Linked DNA regions of Homo sapiens: region 2 is linked to region 1. The links are chromatin loops, found by intact Hi-C in ENCODE. Cell type or tissue: PC-9. All regions are shown on one strand. Links, peaks and the distances in the headings refer to the core of each region. The heading gives the core; the rest is flanking DNA.

Region 1 (10,123 bases), core at 2,661-7,660:
TAGTACATGGTGACCCTCAGAAGTTGACGTCTTTTCACTCCAAGTGCAGATCTACTGACTCCCTGGGCAGGTTGCTTCCCTTCCCAGAAAAGACAGGAAATGAAAGAATTTCTAGGGAGTACTACACAAAAACTATGTGTTTTGTTTTTTGTTTTTTGTTTTTTTTTTTTTGAGACGGAGTCTTGCTCTGTTGCCCAGGCTGGAGTGCAGTGGCATGATCTTGGCTCACTGCAAACTCCGCCTCCCGGGTTCATGCCATTCTCCTGCCTCAGCTTCCCGAGTAGCTGGGACTACAGGCGCCTGCCACCACACCCGGCTATTTTTTTGTATTTTTAGTAGAGACGGGGTTTCACCGTGTTATCCAGGATGGTCTTGATCTCCTGATCTCGTGATCCACCTGCCTCGGCCTCCCAAAATGCTGGGATTACAGTGGGCGTGAGCCACTGCGCCCGGCCAAAACTATGTTTTAAATATCCTCTTTGTCATTTGAAACCAAAAGATGCTATTGTCTTCCTGACCTCTGAGCAGCATTCTGCAGAGCTGGCCCCTTTAACTCCATCCTTATGCTTGCATACTAAATCTTTGCTTCTATAGCATCAAACTCTCCAGGTGTTCCTTCCACTTCCTTATCAAATTTCTCTGCTGTCTCTTCCTTGTCTATTCTGAGTTCTTAGAGCTCAGGCCTACACTCTCTTCTCATGTGTACTTTTATTACCACAAACCAATAATTCCTATTTTTCTTATTTTTGACCCCTCTTCTATGGCCATCTCTACCATAATCCAACTGCATGGATTGTACTACTACTATTACTGTTGGCTGCTCTTCCTCATCCCTGATGTCTAATCAACTTGCACATCCTGCATGGTCCACAGGCTACATTTGTCTCAAATGTGTCCACTTTTCTCAATCCCCACTCCACCATCATCTGTCCAAAGCATCACACTCTCTGGCCTAGACTAACTTGTCTCCTCCATTTACTCTTGCTTCTTTCCAGCACCAACTGCAGCAGCCCAAGTTTCATTTGAAAAAGGCAGATCTGATTCTGTTCCCTTAGTGAAGACACATCAATGGTTTCCCACTCTTCTTAGAATAAAATTCAAAAGTAATCAACATGGTCTACAAAGCCCTGCATGACTGTGCCATGGCTTCCCTGCCTGGTATCTCTCCGTGCCCCACTCCCTCCTGTAGCGGGACTCTGACCAAGCCAGGTGAGGCTCCCACCCTGTGGCACGCTCTTTTAGCATGCCACTCTCCTCCACCACGGCAGTCATTGCTGTGATGATAAATGATTACTTGGCTGATTATTTGCTTAGTGCCTGTTTCCCTCACAGATCTAATCGTCACAATGGGAGACTGTATTTCTAGTGTCTAACATGGTGCCCACACAACAGAGGTGTTCACTGAATATTTGTCAAATGATGACCTACAGACCCCAGGAAAAGGTTTTAATTCAACCTTATGCTTAAAAACCTCATGCTTAAAAACAACAACAACAATTGAGTCTAACATCCTTGAAAGCCTCAGTCACAATAAAAAGTTAGAGGCTTAGAGAGGGCTGACATTTTTAGGCTGCCAGGTTCTTACTTTGTACATTAATGCTCCATGATTACTGGCCAATAAGATACAGGTGATATCTCTTCAAAAAAAAAAAAAAAAATTCATGGGATGGAGCCAAAGTGTATATTTTTTGGCCAGATAGAACTGGTTATTTTTATAACTGGACAATGTTAGGATGGTCTTGAAGGGCACTACATGAGAATGTTGGTGTCCTGAAAGAGTCTTGAAAGAATAAAACATACTACCAGGGAGCAGGTGCTTCTGGGGTCTATTTGATTCATTCCTGTGACTTACAGGCACGCTCCCCAAAATGAAAGTATAGAATGTGCTCAGCAATTTGAAACACATATATAAATCACTAATATCATTTCAGAACTCTTGAGCAGAATCAAACATCACCACAAACTTGCTCAAGATTACCAGAGTAGAAGCCTTGACCCCTGAAGGCTCCCATTATTCTTGGATCCTAACTCCATGATACAGAATAAAACAAGATGTATTTTGTTTATGCCAAGTAATAGAAATTTTTATTGAGCTGAGTAAAACTAGAAGAGGTCCTCCTTGTACTTTTTCTCACCATTGATGGACTCATTCACTTTAGCTGGGTTTAATCAAGTTCCTGGAACTTTGTTATAGGTTGTACTTCAACAATGGTCAAAAGCTGAGTCTTCTCTCCACCATTTAATTGGCCTGAAGCCACGTCCTTTTCATAAAGCTGATCAGTGACAACATTCAGTGTATATTCAAAGTCCTTCTAAGAATATACAGACACTGATTTAGAGCTTAGCCAAATCCACATGGTTACTCATAAATAGTAAAGGACATGCAGGGCTTCCTTAGAAACCCTCTGGTGGGAGGTGACATTTGAGATCACAAAATACAAAAGCTACAAGCTACATAGTCCTGTGTGACCAAAGGGGTAGCTAAGTGGGAATGTTTTTCCTACAAAAGGAAAAATGACTCGCAGTGAAATACTCAAGCTGAACTATGGGCTTTAACAGTTTCTATATGACAATGTAGTCCAAGTTCCTACTCAGGACACCAGAAACACAAGTGGTCACCAAAGGCCAGGGAAGCAGACATAGAAGGGGACCTGGCAGGAGCAGGACACAGCAGAAGAGTTCCTGGTGGGAGAGAATGTCATGACTAAGGGGTTCAGAATTTACAGCTCTCTGAGTACTTAGTATTCCTTGTTCTTCTCCACTGCGCTATAGAATAAGATGAAGGATCAAAAGAGAAAGCTGGAATAATCTATCAATGCTCTGTGGCCAGAAGCATTCCTGCTTCTGGTATGGAGCCAAGGCTCATGCCCATTGGTACATACAGCAAAAGGCTTGTGCCCTCATGCATGCTGGCTGACGTCTTCTGTGCAAGCCAGGATTGACAGGGTGTGTCTCTGGCTGCACATGCCTCAGTGAGCTGAACTCTGACTTGCTCCATGGTAGAGGTTCAAGCAAATGCCACAAGAGAAGAGACACAAAGGAGGCCTTGGCAATAGCTCTGACTGGGAGCGTGAGACAGAACCCAGGTCAAAGGCGAGCATCTGTTGGCCACAGATTCTGTGCCCTTGCGCAGAACTCCTTAAATGTTCAGGATAAAAGACTATAGACATAGAGGCCAGATGAGGGATGTGGAAAAGCATACCAACTTTGACTTATCAGTGGAGACACAGAACACATGCAGTGACTTGGTGCTTAGGCTCTGCAGGCCAATCCCCTGGATCTGAAACCCGGTTTTCTTCTCAACCTTTAACAAGTTATTAACCTCTCTAAGACTCAGCTGCATTATCTTTAGACTGGAGATTATTGTGAGGATTAAATGAGACAATTCGTGTAAAGTACTAAACACAGTACCCTGCAACATGGGACCAATTACTTCCCTCCCTGAACCTCAGTTTCTTCTTTGTTAAATGGGGATTATGAGTTTTGCATGAGAGATAATCAATACAGGAAAAGAGATAATGATAGTAGATGAGATAGTGGCTATAAGCAAAGCATCCTGCCTGGTACTTGACATTACTAAAATCACTCAATAATTGTAACCATTGGGTATTATTGTTGCTGGTCTGATACTGATATTTGAAGGACATAATGAGGTTGATGGGATTTGCTGCAAACTGGAACTGAGGCCCTTACTGATTTAAACCAGGGAGGCTGGACCTTGATGTACCATTTAAAAAGCAATCTGCTGCTGGTGACTGCAATTCACCACCCTCTAAATCTTCAGTGGCCACCTGGCAAAGCAAGTGAATTGCTGCAAGCCCGTTAATGAGAAGCAAGCTGGTGTTCGGGAAACCTGTAAAATTACTATCCCATTACCGTGCAGTTAGTGCGCCTTTCATCTGCTGCCCAACTTCCCCAATAGATATGCTCTCTCGGTTTCCTAATTGTCTAGAGGCTTTGATTTATCTGGCAGAGGAAGGAGGCCTGAGATATCTGGGCAAAGTTCTGGGAAGGAGGCTTTAACAAATGTCTGTAAGACCACAAGGTGAGAGTCTGGCCCAGGACAAGGCATGCAGCCAACTGTGGCTAGCAGTATGGCTTCCCACACAGATAAGCAGTATCTGCTGCTAAAGGCAGGTCTTGCCCACAGGCTGGAGGACAGGCCCTGGGTACTAAGGGATGTCTGGGAAAGGATCTGTGAAACATTCTTCCTAGCATTCAGAGCATCAATAGGCAGGTCCTACTCTTCCATACTTGAAATTCCACTTATCTGCTTATTCACTGTGATCTAGTTAATACCTATATTTCACCTCTCAACTACTGACCCATTCATTCATATATTACTCATTCCACAGATATTTATGAGGCACCTACGACATGCTAGAGATACATCAGGGAATAAAAGAGATAAAATCTCCTTGTCCTGATGGAGCTTAAATTCCAGTAGGGACATTCAGGCATGTAAAAGTATATGTAGACTATATTTGAAGGTGCTAAGGGCTGTGTAAAAGTAATAAGGCAGGGCAGGGAAATAGGACATGCTGGAGGGAGGGACTGTGACTTTAAGTAAAGCTGAGAAGGTGCTGAGAAGGTGATATATGGGCAAGACAGGAAGGGGTGACGGCCTTCACCTGCTTTTCTGAAATGACCACACCACCACAAAAAGCAAGGGAAGCCTTTTGTTTGTAAGAGCATTCAGGACTTATCTGCCCTTGCAGTCAACCCCTTTGTGCCTCTAAGCTCTGTGTGCTCACAGGTGGGATGTGGGCCCCCAGGGAATGCTTGGAGAGTGACCACAACTGAGAGGCTTGGGGTCAGAGGTGGCCCGAGCAGGTCCTCACCTCCTCCAGCCGCCGCCTCTGCTCTTTCTGCTCCTCGATGCGCTTCTGACGCTCGGCCAGCAGCTGCCGCTTGTGCTCCTCATTCTCCCGCTGCTGCTGCTCCAGCTGCTGCCTCCGTAGGGCCTCAGAACGCTCCTTGTTGGCCAGCTGCAGCCTCAGAAAGTCCCTCCGCAGCGTCGACTCCCCTGGCAGATTCAGGATGGAGCTGTGGGTAGGAGAGAGTGATCAGGATCCCACGTGGGGCAGGGGCCATGGCTACCAAGAGGCCTTGGAGGAGGAAAGCGGGACAAATGATTCACCCACACACAGGGAAAGAAGAGCACAGGCTCCTAGATCCTCCGCTAATTCAATCATTCACCCCAAAGAAACAGCATCAGGATAAGAGACCTGCCTCCCTTTCAGTACGACTGTGGCCAACAAATGCTGCCTCCATCCATAGAGGGATGTCACATTCTCAGAGTTGTCACCTTCTCCAGGACTGTCCACACCACTCCCTCATCCTTGGGACGTGGCAAAGATTTGTTTTTAAAGACTTTAGCCAGTGTGCAAGCCATGAGCCCCAGACTGGATTATTTTCAATAAAAATGGACAATGGTGGGCAACAAGGGTACTCAGACAAGCACAGATCGGCCTCACCCACACCACCCCCTCACACCAAACCCCATGAGGCAGAGGCCAGGCTGCTCCTGTGAAGCCACGATGAACTAGCGATGGAAAACCCTTGAGTCAAGGTCAACACAGAGCCAGGATCTGAGCCCAAGCCTGCTGAGTCCAAGTCAGGGTTTGCCTGACTGTACCACACTTAAAGGGCTTGGTTTGGCTCTGGCCACAGCAGGTGCAGCTAGGACTTCAACCCAGCTCATTGGTTCCTAGATTCTGTTTAGGTAACAGTTTTGTCTTCTGTAAAATGGTGGTTGTACATGAATGTGTGTGCATACGACAGAGATCGAGAGGACATAAATAAGTTCTACCTACTTCGCTGGTGGTCCTGGGCTGCCCTGCTCGCAGGTGAACAACTAAATGTTACAGACTCCTTGATTCTGCACAGCAGCCTAAGAGGGAGCTAAGAAATGACTTCTGTTTATTCAAACGTAGCCCTTTTAATCTTTCTGGAAGCTTCCATTTGAAATAAATCTATTAAACACATATTTACGGAGCACCTGCTATGTGGCAGTCACTGTAGTAAGCTCTAAGGATACGGCAGTTGCTAGATAAATTCTCCCTTTAAAGTTATCTTCTTATGGGACACACATACAGACAAATAATTTCAGGTATTAATAGGCTCTATAGAAGACTAAAATTGTAATTGTTTCAGTGACAGTGGCTGGGAGCTGAGGTAAGCTTTGAGGCCTTACTTTAGATGGGTGGTCAGAAAGACCTCTCTGGGAAGGAAGCAGTTGATGAAGAAGGAAGAACGTTCCAGGCAGAGGGAAAAGCAGGTTTAGAGGCCTGAGAGGAAAACAGGGGTGCACCCTATTTTTGAGCAACTGAACACCAGCCCGGCTTCCCAGAGCAGAGTGAATGAGAGGGAGAAGGGTATGAGAGGAGGTCAGAGAGATAGGTGCGGGGCCGCGACAGCCATGCAGGCACGGGAAGGTTTTATGCAGAAGAGCAACATGAGCAGATGGGTTTGGCTGCTAAATGGATGACCTAGCGAGGGGTACAGGGGCAAGCACAGCAAGCCGGACTGCTGCTGCAGAGTGGTTCTGGGGTGGGGACACCACCCAGGGCGAGAGCAGAGCGGGTGGAGGAGGGAAGGAGCGTTTGGGGATAGAGGTCACGAAGCCTGTGGACAGATCTGACATGTGGAGTGAGGGATGACTTGCAGGTTCTGTCTTGGTGGCTGGGTGACGGTGGTAACGAGAACAGGAATGAGGAATGCTGAGGGAGGAGCAAGTTTCGTGGCAGTTAACAAGAGGACCAAGGATCGGTTTTGGAGAGTAGTTAGTGTGCTGTGTGAGATACTGCCATGAAAAGACATAAAAAGGCTTTGTTCGTGATGTTCCATAGACAATGCTTGGCGTCTACTCACAAGCCTTCTCTAAAACTTAGAGCCTTTGTGTCAAACTCTAAAACCCCAAACGATGGTGCTTATCTACACAGGCCACTTGCCCTGTGCAGAGGGGAGGGACTTGGGAACCCAGCCTCCCATGCACACGAGGATGCTCCATTAATATTAATTGATATTGAATCAATGTCAGAAGATCTGAGCTGTGTTAGTGACTCAACCATTAACTCTGTGTGTGACCTGGGTGCAACCCTTAGGCTGTCGCCTCATTTCTAAAATGAGATAACCATTGTCCTTTTCTATTTTTCAGGATTTCATGAAGATTAATTAGATACGTCCATAAAAACAGGACTTGGACTTAAAGTATAATAACAACAACAACAGGACTTGGAACATAATCTTCAGCATGATATAATGACATGTTATAATTACGGAAGTGTTAAGGTACGGCTGGGCTGGCTCGTTGAGTGACTCCTAATATGCAGTTTAGCAAGTGTTAGAAAGACAGGGTTTCTCAGTTCTACAGAAAGTGGTCAGAAGGCTGACACAGTAACCTTTTGGGTAAGCTTTTGAACACTGGTGTACAACTTCTCTGAAAGCAGGGCGTTTGGTCCTCTGCCTTTCAGGAATGTTCATTTTCTATGTCACTACTTGGCAGTCATCTTCTTTATGCAGCTAAACCGGGGACGGCCAACATGCTATGTATCAGATGGTAGGAAAGAAGTATTCGGTCTTTGACCTTGAGGAATCCTGTGGCAGGTGAAGAGAGAAAAACTGGATGGCTCTGAAAGCTCAGTTCCATCTTCTTATAGAAGCTTAGCAAGAATCCAGCTCAGTAGGTCTGAGTTAGCATAAAAAAAGAACACATGGTATCTGGCTCATTCTAGCAGTGGTGGCTAAGCTGGCCCCTTTTCTGGTCAGAAAGCTCTCCCTCAGTGGTACAGGAACTGATCCTTCTGGAGCATTAGGGTCCACTCCTTGGATGGCTTGAGGAGGGAGGCCACACCTCAATGAGTCTTCTGCTTGTGCAATTCCCCCCAAGTCTTACTTCACATGTATACTGCATGGCACCATGGGATGTGGGCCTGCCCTCCTTGACTCAACAAGCTGAATTCGCTCACCAAAGAGATATCCTGGCAGTGCAAGCACACTAACCTTAATTACTTATAAACACAGACTAGAAGAAAGTCAGAATCAAAGTCAAGTGGAATTCAAAATGTAGGCATGACAATAAAACAGCCCTGGATTCTGAGGTCCAACAGGTGACAACAGGAATGGCCCAAAAGTATTTGTTTGGAGTTCATCTCTACATATAATTTGATTTTCTGAAAATCACTTTCTCCTGGATTAGGCTGCAATGAAAATACCAAGGCATGTGACAAGGACAGTGGCTACCCGAATGGGCTTCTCAAAGGTGTGAAGTAACGAACTGAATAACGCAAGTCCGAAAATACCACTTAGGTCTCTAGAAAGTTGCAGTTTTAAGTATTTTTAGTCCTGCATTGCCCAGATAATTAGCCTTCTACCCATTCTACGTGTTACATATGTAAGAAAACAAGCTCTTACGATAGAGACCATAAATCTTGGGGGACAAGATAAAGAATATGCTGATTTCCACATTTTCGTAATGGTCTGCCTAGGGAAATTTTCCCAAATTAATGAGTATGTTCATGGGCAATAAATTAAATAAGACCACCCTGGTGGATTCTTAAAAACGAACCTATAAATCAAAAGGAAAGTGAATTTCACACAAGCACAATTCAGAATGTGAACATTAGAAGACTTGGCTTTTGCTCTCATACCTGGGCTCTCCTGAGTCATTCTCCTCCTCTTCTTCCTCACTTCCACTGTACTCATACTCTGTCTCATCTGAAGAAAGATCCCAGCATGTTAGTGCACAAAAAGATGCTATGGCTCAGTAAAGCCCAACCCCGTCTCTTATATATAAATAAATAGACACCCAAAGAGTTGTAGTTAACACAGCGCTGGAACGGTCTCCAGGCTTGTGATTTAATGGTTCCCATAAGTATATGAAATTAACCACATTCAAGGCTGTCTCGGCTGACTCTAGATATCTGTCCCCAGTGCCTAGTGTTCACATGAGAAGGAATTAAAAAATAATTTTTTAATTTTTTTATTAATTTAATTTCAATTAAAAATAACTTGTTTGGCCGGGCACGGTGGCTCACGCCTGTAATCCCAGCACTTTGGGAGGCTGAGGCGGGCGGATCACAAGGTCAGGAGATCGAGACCATCCTGGCTAACATGGCAAAACCCCGTCTCTACTAAAAATACAAAAAAAATTAGCCGGGCGTGGTGGCGGGTGCCTGTAGTCCCAGCTACTTGGGAGGCTGAGGCAGGAGAATGGCGCAAACCCAGGAGGGGGAGCTTGTAGTGAGCCAAGATCGTGCCACTGCACTCTAGCATGGGCGACAGAGCGAGGCCCTGTCTCAAAATAATAATATAATAATAATAATAATTTGTTTGTGTTATTCCCACTATAAAGCCACCCATATCAAACCCATTGGCCCTTTGTAACTTATTGATGGTATTAACCATTTTTAAAGTAGGATTTTATTATGACTTACATGGACTTGCAAACTGTCTTTAGACTATTTTGCTAAGTGCAACAAAGAAACTTTTGACAATAGGTGCTATTAAAAATATATAGTGGCCGGGTGCGGTGGTTCACGCCTGTAATCCCAGCACTTTGGGAGGCCAAGGTGGGCGGATCATGAGGTCAGAAGATCGAGACCATCTAGGCTAACACAGTGAAACCCCATCTCTACTAAAAATACAAAAAAAAATTAGCTGGGCGTGGTTACAGGCACCGGTAGTCCCAGCTACTTGGGAGGCTGAGGCAGGAGAATGGCATGAACCTGGAAGGTGGAGCTTGCAGTGAGCCAAGATCGCACCACTGCACTCAAGCCTGGGTGATAGAGTGAGACTCCGTCTCAAATATATATTTAAAATTTAAAAAATGTATATCTATATTTAAAATGTGTTTTGATTGATCCACTAGGGACAGTCCTTTAATTCAGCAAAATGGGAAGCAGTTTACATGTGTGAATGAATAAGATTGAGGCTTGCTTTGGAAGAGATCAAATCTAATATGTGAGATGAGTAAATATCAGAGCCTTCATGATTGTGAAGAAAGGGAAGGAATATTTAGTGGGTATCTCCCACACCAGTCACTACTGCTAGATATTTTACTCTGTTCTCTCATTTATTTTTCATAATAACCCTCCAAATTAGTGTCTATTTTTCAAGCAAG
Region 2 (10,123 bases), core at 2,675-7,674, 100 kb before region 1:
AAAAAATACGATGATGATATTGAATTCTCTGACATCTAAAGGTGATAAGGGCAGCCATATTAAAATGAGCTGAAACAATGACCATTAACATGTTATCCACATTAAAACGTTGCCATAAAACACAACCAAAACAAAAAGGGGATTCTCAGGGAAAATATTGACAGTTAAAAATTTTCCAAACCATGGTCTAAGACCAGGGATTGGGTGATATATCAAGAGGTCCAACACCCCATCTGTATACCAGGCATTGTTTGTAGCCTAAATAAATGATTCATATGTATAGTAATTATTTTAAAAATGAATGTGGCTTATAAAATGCAGCTTTATTTAAAACTGTTACTAAACTTTTTGTTGCTTTTCTGTTTCTGAGGTAGATAGGAGGTGAACTCATCATACTTTTAAAAATTGGGAATGAATTCTTTTGGTAAATGAGGTGACTAGGATGCAGTTAGCTTATGACTTCTGAGTTTCGCTGTGTCGTCTGTTTCACAGCATATCCACTGTGATGGCACTAAAGCCTATAGAGCTTTCTTAAATTCCACTTACTTGATGAAGCCAGCAAAATAAATATAAATCATGGACATTAGGCAGGGTGTCTGCTTTGTTTCCAGTGCTGGGTGATGCTCTTGGGTTTTTTCCTATCAATTTTTGAGATGGGCAGTATATTTCTATACTGAAATAAGGTCTGGACTTTTGTAAAAGTTCTCTACAGCAGTTGTTACCATATATTTTTAGATGTTACTAGCTAGGAAAAATTTCAACAAGAAAACTGAAGTCTCCACCACTGATATGGTTTGGCTGTGTCCCCACCCAAGTCTCATCTTGAATTCCCATGTGTTGTGGGAGGGACCTGATGGGAGGTGATTGAATCATGGGGACAGGTCTTTTTTGTACTGTTCTTTTGATAGTGAATAAGTCTCACAAAATCTGATGGTTTTAAAATGGGAGTTTCCCTGCACAAGCTCTCTTCTCTTGTCTGCTGCCACGTGAGATGTGCCTTTTGCCTTCTGCTATGATTGTGAGGCCTCCCTAGCCATCTGGAACTGTAAGTCCAATAAACTTCTTTCTTTTGTAAATTGCCCAGTCTTGTGTATGTCTTTATCAGCAGCGTAAAAATGGACTAATAGAATAAATTGGTACCAGTAGAGTGGGGTACTGCTGAAAAGATACCCCAAAATGTGGAAGTGAGTTTGGAATTGGGTAACAGGCAGAGGTTGGCACAGTTTGGAGGGGCTCAGAAGACAGGAACATGTGGGAAAGTTTGGAACTTCCTAGATACTTGTTGAATGGCTTTGACCAAAATGCTGATAATGATATGGACAATGAAATCCAGGCTGAGGTGGTCTCAGATGGAGATGAGGAACTTGTTGGGAACTGGAACAAAGGTGACTTGTTGTTTTAGCAAAGAGACTGGCAGCATTTTGCCCCTGTCCTAGAGATTTGTGGAACTTTGAATTTGACTGAGATGATTTAGGGTATTTGGCTAAGCAGCAAAGCATTCAAGAGATGACATGGGTGCTGTTAAAGGCATTGAGTTTTAAAAGGAAACAGAGCATAGATGTTCAGAAAATTTGCAGCCTGACAATGCAATAGAAAAGAAAATCCCATTTTCTGAGGAGAAATTCAAGCCCGCTGCAGAAATTTGCCTAAGTAATGAGAAGCCAAATGTCAATCCCCAAGACAATGGGGAAAATGTCTCCAGGGCATGTCAGAGACCTTTGGGGCAGCCCTTCTTATCACAGGCCCAGAGATTTAGGAGGAAAATATAGTTTTGTGGGCCAGGCCAAGGGTCCCTCTGCTGTGTGCAGTCTAGGGACTTGGTGCCCTTCGTCTTGTGACTAAAAGAGGCCAAAGTACAGCTTGGGCTGTTACTTCAGAGGTTGGAAGCCCCAAGCCTTGGCAGCTTCCATGTGGTGTTGAGCCTGTGGGCACACAGAAGTCAACAGTTGAGGTTTGAAATCCACCTAGATTTCAGAGGATATAAGGAAACACCTGGATGCCCAGGCAGAAGTTTGCTGCAGGGGTGCGGCTGTCATGGAGAACCTCTGCTAGGGCAGCGTGGGAGGGAAATGTGGGGTCAGAGCCCCCACAGAGTCCTTACTGGGGCACCACCTAGTGGAGCTGTGAGAAGAGGGCCACCATCCTCCAGACCCCAGAATGGTAGATCAACCAATAGATTGCACTGTGCGCCTGGAAAAGCCACAGACACTCAATGCCAGCCCATGAAAGCAGCTGGGAGGGAGGCTGGACCCTGCACAACTACAGGAGTGGAGCTGCCTAAGATCATGGGAACCCACCTCTTGCATCAGCATGACCTGGTTGTGAGACATGGAGTCAAATGACATCATTTTGGAGCTTTAAGATTTGACTGCCCTGCTGGGTTTTGGACTTGCATGGGACCTGTAGCCCCTTTGTTTTGGTCAATTTCTCCCATTTGGAATGACTGTATTTACCCAATGCCTGTACCCCCATTGCATCTAGGAAGTAACTAACTTGCTTTTGATTTTACAGGCTCATAGGTGGAAGGGACTTGCCTTGTTTCACATGAGACTTTGGACTGTGGACTTTTGAGTTAATGCTGACTTAAGACTTTGGGGAACTGTTGGGAAGGCATGATTTGTTTTGAAATGTGAGGACATGAGATTTGGGAAGGGCCTGGTGCAGAATGATATGGTTTGGCTGTGTCCCCACCCAGATTTCATCTTGAATTCCTATGTGTCCTGGAAGGGACCTGGTGGGAAGGGAATGAATCGTGAGGGCAGGTCTTTCCTGTGCTGTTCTCGTGATAGTAAGTCTCTCAAAATCTGATGCTTTTAAAAATGGGAGTTTCCCTGCACAAGCTCTCTTCTCTTGTCTGTTGCCATGTGAGACGTGCCTTTCACCTTGCACCATGATTGTGAGGCCTCCCCAGCCACGTGGAACTGTAAGTCCAATAAACCTCTTTCTTTTGTAAATTGTCCGGTCTCGGGTATGTCTTTATCAGTAGTAATGAAATGGACTAATAATACACCCACTCAACCCCAAATCTTGTGAAGAACAACAAAACTGTCAACTTTTAATTTTGCCAAACTAGAGCATTTAATAAAATAGCCATTTATTATCAGCATCAGCTCTCAAATACATTGTAACACTAAAATGAGGGCACACCATCTCCAAATAAGACGATCTTTAAATGAGCTTTTATACAAAACTCACTATGCTGTCCTTTTTGGTCATTTTTCCTTGGACTAATGATAACTTTGGCCTGAGCTGGCTAGGCTTCCAATTATGAATGTGGCTATTCTAGTGAGAAGGAATGAGATGGGGGAAGAGTATCAAGTTGACCTGAAGGCTATGCTGTTTCTTTCTGCTCCAGTGATGCCTTCTAGCTCTAAATCCTTCAATTTTTCAACTGCCATCTCTCTTATTAAATGGGTTTAATAATAAAAGATAACCTGAGATCCATGGAGCACTGGGTACAGTGCTGAAAATGTTCATCAGACCGTGATGCTGCTGATCCCTGCCCTCATGACTATGGGTAAATTAACATTGAACTTTGGACATGAAGATGACTAATTTTTGGAGGGAGATAACCCTATATCAAATTGTTATTGTCATAGAACATGGATTTAGTTGCTTATGAAAATATAAAAACATGTATTTAAGCTGTTGAGTTACAATTTTAAAGAAAACCAACACCCTAAAATATTTTTTTTCACATATAGAGAACTCACTTTGAAAATGTTTTTGTATCTTAACTGGAGTTTGTGATAATCTAGATTGTTCACAATGACTGTGACACCTTGTCCCATTTCTTAGCATCTTTTTCATATTTTCCATCTATCCCTGAAACTAATGTCCTGCATTTTTCAACAGGACCTCAGGAATCTGTAACTAAGCACCATGGAACTCCAAAATGCTTTTGGTCCTGGAAAGGTGAAGACCTTGATCCTAGCTATTTAGCATGAATTACACACTATCCTTAATCTCAACAGATTTGTGAAAAGACACAAAAAGTAATGAGGACCAAAAAAAAAATTCTTTCACTGTTATATTGCTTCATATGACATCATTTTGTTATCTTCCTTCTTTATTTTTTAAAAAGATTTATTAAGTGAGCAGGAAAATACATGATTGAACAAATGGAAACTACAGGGTGTGCCCTTTACAAGACTGAGTGAAACAACAGATTAATCAGAAGGCATGTGTCAATTTTCTACAATGAAACTTCATGCAACATTCAGTGGAGCTGAATATATACAGATGTTAGAGGCTTCCCAGGGAGGCAGAATTGTTGTCCTTGGAAGATTGTTAAGACCCAAATGTCATTAGGCTGTCTTCAAGCTGCATTTGGCAGGAGGATACTTTCACTGTTGTTTATTTCTTGTTTCAGAAAAAAAAAATTGTTTTTTTAAACATTTAGACCAGAAAACAAAATTCAGAATCCCCACCCACATCCAATAACTGCATTTATTGCAATGCCAATAGCTTAAAATGGATCATTATCTGTAAAAATGTAAGAGTTTTGAAATACTGCTTTTCTCATGGTTCTATATGACAGCCCTTCTTACGTTCCTGCAACTTGGCCTGTTAGGATGATTCATGGAGCAAGAAAGTATAGCCAGGGTCATAGCCCGGTGTCTTCCATCCACAATAGCCTTCCAGGAAAGAAAATCTGTAGGGTTTTCTATTTTCTATATGACATAAAACCTATGCTTTTATGATATAAACTTTGGAGACAGTGTTTTTTTTTTTTTGAAACTGAAATTAATCATATAGTTTTTTACCCTTTAAAAAATTCCAAAGCTCTGTTATTATTTTCATTCATTCTTTCATCCAACAGATATTTACTGAGTGACTAATATTTGCCAAGCATTCTTCAAAGCACTGGAGACGGACCAGTAAGCAAAGTATATGGTGATAAGTACTGTGAAAGGCAATGAAGCAGAAAATGAGTGGGGGGATGAGAAGTTATTTGACACAGGTCTCTGACAGTACAGGAATATTTGTACAGAGACCTGAAGGGAGGGAGTCAGCTATGTAGGCATATGGGGGAAGTTTTGAGACTGAGAGACAGCAAGGACAAAGACTCTGAGACAGAACATGCTTTGAGGGTGTTCTGGGTGAAGGAAGGAGGCCAGTGTGACTTTAGCAAAGTGACAAAAGAAATAGATGAGGTCAGAGAAGTGGCAGTGGCGGCTGAGGTGGGGCCAAAAGTAGGACAGATTATCACAATGCCCTTCTAGGCCACTGTAAGGATGTTGACATTCCAGGTGAGATGGGAAGGCATTGAGGGACTAGCAGAAAAGTAGCATAACCTGGAATATGTTTTAACACCATCATATCAGGCAAGAAGTGGCTTGGACCCAGAGTGGATTGTGGATATATTCTGAAACTAGGGAAAACAGGATTAAAAAAGAAATGGATTCGATGTGGTATGTGAAAGTGAAAAATAAAGGATAACGAGATTTTCTGGTGTGAAGGAATAGAGCTGCCATTTACTGGCACAGGGAGGATTGCAATGGGAGTTCAGTAGTACCCCCTTATCTGAGGGGGAGTTTGAAGACCCACTGTGGATGCCAGAAACTGTGGATAATACTGAACCCTATACATACTATTTTTTTTCCTATCTATACATACTTCTGATAAAGTTTAATGTATAAATTAGGCACAGTACTCTTGCACTTTGGGGCCATTAAGTAAAATAAGGGTTACTTGAACACACGCACTGTGATACCATGACAGTCTATCTGATAACCAAGATGGCTACAAAGTGACTAAGGGGAAGGTGATGTTTACAGCATCGATACGCTGGACAAAGGGATGATTCATGTCCTGAGTGGGGTGTAGCAGGATGGAGCAAGACTGCATTACACTATTCATAACGGTGCACAATTTAAAACTTAGGAATTATTTCTGGAATTTTCAATTTAATATTTTTAGACTGCAGATAATCGCAGGTAACTAAAACCAAGGAAAATGAAACCATGAATAAGAGGAATACTGTGTATTGATTGGTGAACATGTCAAGTTTGAGATGCCAATGACACATCCAAATGAAGGTGCTTCATAGGAAATTAGTTAAATTGTATGCCAGTTTTATTTGGCATTCAGGGAAGAGGTTGGGTCTGGAGATTAAAATGTGGGTGTTGTAAGTGTATAGTTTTTAAAGCCCCAGGACTGGGAGAGATCACTTAGAGGGGGATGCCTAGGACTGGGGCACTCCAAGAAGTCAGCCAAGGAGATTGAGAAGCAGTGGCCAGGAAGGTGAGAGAACATGAGAAAGATGCCCCAGAACTGAGAAAGCATTTCAAGAAGGAAGTAATTATTAACTATGTCAAAGACTGCAGATAACTCAAGCAGCATGAAGCCAGAGACCTAACCATTGCATTTGAAAGCATGGAGGTCGCTGGTGTCCTTAGCAAGAGCTGCTGTGGTAGAGATGAAAGCCTGATTTGAGTTGGTTCAAAAGACCAAGGGAGGAGAGAAATTTAGGACAGTAAGTATACACAGTTCCCCCTAGAGAGTTTTTCTGTGAAGAGAAACAGATAAATAAGATGGTAGTTACGTTACCGAAACACTAGGTTTGGTCTAGGTCCTGCTGCTTGCCACACAGAAAGCCAATCACTGAGATGACAAGTATTGCCAAGAAAGTAGGCTTTGGTTTGGTCGGGTGCTGCGGCCAAGGAGATGGGAGCTTAGTCTCAAATCCATCTCCCTGACTGACCAAAACTAGGCATTTATATAGCAGGGAAGAAATGTAACAATGTGTAAGAAAACAGGAACTAAGGAGGGGCAAGAAGGCATCTGGTGCTATGATCTGTTGAGTTCCAGTTCTTTGATACTTTTTTGAGAGGCCTGAAGGAAAACAAATACAAGTTTCAAGCTTTAACAGCAAAAGGGTCAGTTTCTATGTTTATCCAAAAACAACTGTCTATGGGACTATTGGGCCGTTTCAGTTAGACAGGGTAATGGGGCCAAGGAGGGTGTTGAAGACCGGAGATACTGCAGCATACAGAACACAGCGAGATACACTGCAGAATACAATTAAACTCAAAATACAGTGAAATAGAATAGGGGATGCAGAAGAGAGGATTCGGTTTCTGGGGCAATGATCTTTATTTGGTGAGGTTGAATGGGATTTACCTAGAGCAAATAAGAATTGTCTGCTATCACTTAAGGAGCTGATGTAGTAATTAGCAATGATAAGTTTCACTGGTCAAGATCAGGGAACCAAGAAGCCAGGGTATTTGTAGGACTGTCTTAAGTGGATATTGAAATAATCAAGAATGATGACAGGGTGGTGGTAAAGAGAGCAACAGTGAGCCAAAACCTAAAATTCTTGAGCAATGAGAAGGAGTAAAAGAGGGTAATGTAGGGACTTGGGAGGCTGATGTCAACAGCTTCAAAACAATGAGTGTTCAGGAGGAGGAAAGGAGAATAGTTTGGAAGTGGCAATGAGGAACAAGGAGGCATCCTACGATTAATGTTTTATTATTCATATTTTGACAAAGATAGCATATTATATTCCAGGACATGGTAGTTACCATGTGGGGAAACCTATCAAAGCATTTTTAATGACTGCTTAGAATAACTGTAGAAAGTACTTTCTCAATGATTTTTGTATGCAAGAAAAAAAATACCTGAAAGTAACCAAAAGTTTCAGACTGGAAAATATGCCAGGAAGATTTTCTTCTCTCATTCTCAGGTGAGGTTATAATCCAGTTTTAGCAAATGTTTGACAATTTAAAATACTTTTGAAAACTGGAGATTTAAAAAATGTAAACAATTGTAGGCACAGCAAAATCGTAGTTTTCCCTTCTGATATTATACATTTGGCATCTCTCTACAGTTATATTAACATAAATAAGGCAGCTAAAACGTTCAAAAATAGTTTTACAACATTCAATTTTAAAATTTCATTCAAGCTGTAATCTTTTGTTTCCTGCTGCCACCTAACATTTGAAGTTTTGATTCAGGGTAATGTCCAAGGTTTCTTAAACATACCATAATAAGTATTACTATTCCTTAACATTTATCCCAGGGGAAGAGATAAGGGAAAGGGGTAGCTGGGCATGATATTTACAGTGTACAAATAATGATCCATTGCCAGAAATGAAAACTCACCTTTCCACCAGCATTTGCTCAGCCTCAATAGTGCAATGCAACTTGGTGCTGATAAAAATAAACCATTAAAACCAAACCCTATCATGCAAGGAGTGAGTTTGAAGATATGTACACAAACTCAAAAATCTGTAAACTTTAGGACATTTTTATTTTTAACTGTATTTTCTACTTTTCATCCAAACATTTGTCATCATGGACTCAGAAGAATCCAAGATTTTGATCTAGATTTAAAATAACTCAAACATTACCCAGGGATTTTTGTTTAAAAATGCTTTTATGGGGATTTTTATTTTGGTATATTCTGGCACTTCCTGGAATGGCAGGTCTAGAAGAATAAAGTCCAAAGCACAGGGTTATGATCTCACACTGTTTAATGCTAAGCAAACTGTTGAATATTCTAGTTATCAATGGAAGAATTCCCAGAATAATGGTGTAGAAATAAAAACAACCTAGAAAATGTTTGGTAGGAATATACAAATTGTCAGTTTTGAACTTGCAAATTCTCAAGAGGTTTTCTTCTTTGCTGGGACTCCTGAAAAGTGATCAATTTTACACCCAATTTATTTAAGATCCATGAAAGGACAGCTTACTTTAGGGTTCCTGATATATAGTGACCAAGGAGATATAGTGGCATTTATGAGAAATATTAGCAGGTAAATTAAATCAAATTTAGACTTTTGGATTTTAGATTTATGTTACAACTATGTAGTCTCAGGGGAGGTCAGTTTTTGGTTGGTTGGTTATGTTTTGCTTGATTTGGTTAGATTTAAATTTTGAAGAATGAACTAAAAGGTAACTAACAAGTTAGAGACTGTTGAAATGATCAGAACATGGTACCAGTGGTGATTCTGGAATATAAAGAGCATAGTAGCATCATTCAGAATTGTTATCAGCATGCTGTGGATTTTCTCATGTTTTCCTGCAGTAGGTTAAAATTAAAAGTTTTATCAATAACTATTTTTTTTCTTAAAAATAATGTAGCACATCTTACATCTTAAAGCAATCAGCACAAATGCAAGTGATGCCTGTTCAAGCAGACTTTCAAAGACAGCACACACTGTTAACACAAAGAGCTCTTCCACGTTTCAAGAATACAGTGACGGGAACTGGTACACATAGTAGTAGGGAAAGCATTTTTTTAAAAGCTTCGTGGAATGTGAGACTTTAGCCCCTTCCTTTCCTGGCAGTGGATAAAACCAAAATGGTTCTGGCTGGAATTTCACATCTTTCTAATAATCTACTGGACAGGAGGGACCAGAGACACCAATTACCAATGAGTCACAAGAACAGACAAAAATTGTTAGTAGGTTTTGACAACCAGGAACTAAGGTGTTTTTAAAAAACATGTACTTGATGCAAAGTATATTAGGAGTGCACCCTAGAAAACAATGTCAAAGTGTTAGAAAAATGGAGCCCCTGTCCAGGTGACCTTGTGAGATTTCACCCATAACTTAATATACCCTGTTTAATAAAAATAATAGTTCTAGGTCTTCTTGAAGGATTGTTTAGAAGTCTCCAAGAAAAATAATGAGATCTATCTAAAATAGAGCTGTTCAATTTTATGTGGAACTTAGTGAAGGCTGTCTTCATTTGCATTGTGTGTTATGACAGTGGTCTGGCTGGAACTGGCAGGGGGAAGAGCCTCATTATTTGAAGGAACTTCACTGGTCATCCATTCCTACCACCACTGGATGCAGGAATCCATGCTACAGTATCTTTGACTGGCACCCAGGAATGATGGTCACCTGCCAGACCCCAGACCCAGACTATGGTGTGGGCAGGCTCAGTAGATTTTACTGGATGATTATTAATTTAGAGCAGTAAGAACTGGCAGATCTAGTGAAACTTACTCTGAGGGGAGGGCTCAGTTTCTCCAGTTTCTCTTTGTAGGAAAATAAAAATAAAATGAGCCAATTTCTAGAGACAAAATCACCTATAAAAAGATCAGAACTGAAGATTTTTTTTGTTGAGATGCTATAAAAATGGATGAAAAGCAACCGTTCCTCCCCTACCCCCA

What was found. Peaks named below come from ENCODE experiments on the same cell type or tissue, not always from the same donor. Only the 100,000 strongest peaks of a DNase experiment are listed, where the experiment ranks them.
Region 2: it touches region 1 in a loop (9-fold over the local background); 11 of 110 quality-filtered maps call a loop at or near these places.

What each region holds. Positions count from the first base shown.
Region 1 is chr3:171,152,619-171,162,741 of GRCh38, forward strand. It overlaps TNIK (TRAF2 and NCK interacting kinase), which reads right to left. Exons shown (of 33, transcript NM_015028.4): 11 at 8,652-8,718; 12 at 4,842-5,046. It overlaps LOC105374216 (a long non-coding RNA gene), which reads left to right. Exons shown (of 5, transcript XR_007096163.1): 5 at 7,160-8,544. Among named protein-coding and RNA genes, the nearest start is that of MIR569, 51 kb to the left of the region's middle. RefSeq lists a silencer at 4,802-5,096 and an enhancer at 6,522-6,816. In PC-9, for the core only: a CTCF peak has its summit at 4,924; a DNase peak (open chromatin) is centred at 4,283; H3K4me3 peaks cover 1,142 bases; H3K27ac peaks cover 4,062 bases.
Region 2 is chr3:171,050,957-171,061,079 of GRCh38, forward strand. It overlaps TNIK (TRAF2 and NCK interacting kinase), which reads right to left. Exons shown (of 33, transcript NM_015028.4): 33 at 7,458-10,123. Among named protein-coding and RNA genes, the nearest start is that of SLC2A2, 29 kb to the left of the region's middle. In PC-9, for the core only: no CTCF peak of the experiment used is centred there; DNase peaks (open chromatin) are centred at 4,925 and 5,785; H3K4me3 peaks cover 983 bases; H3K27ac peaks cover 3,344 bases.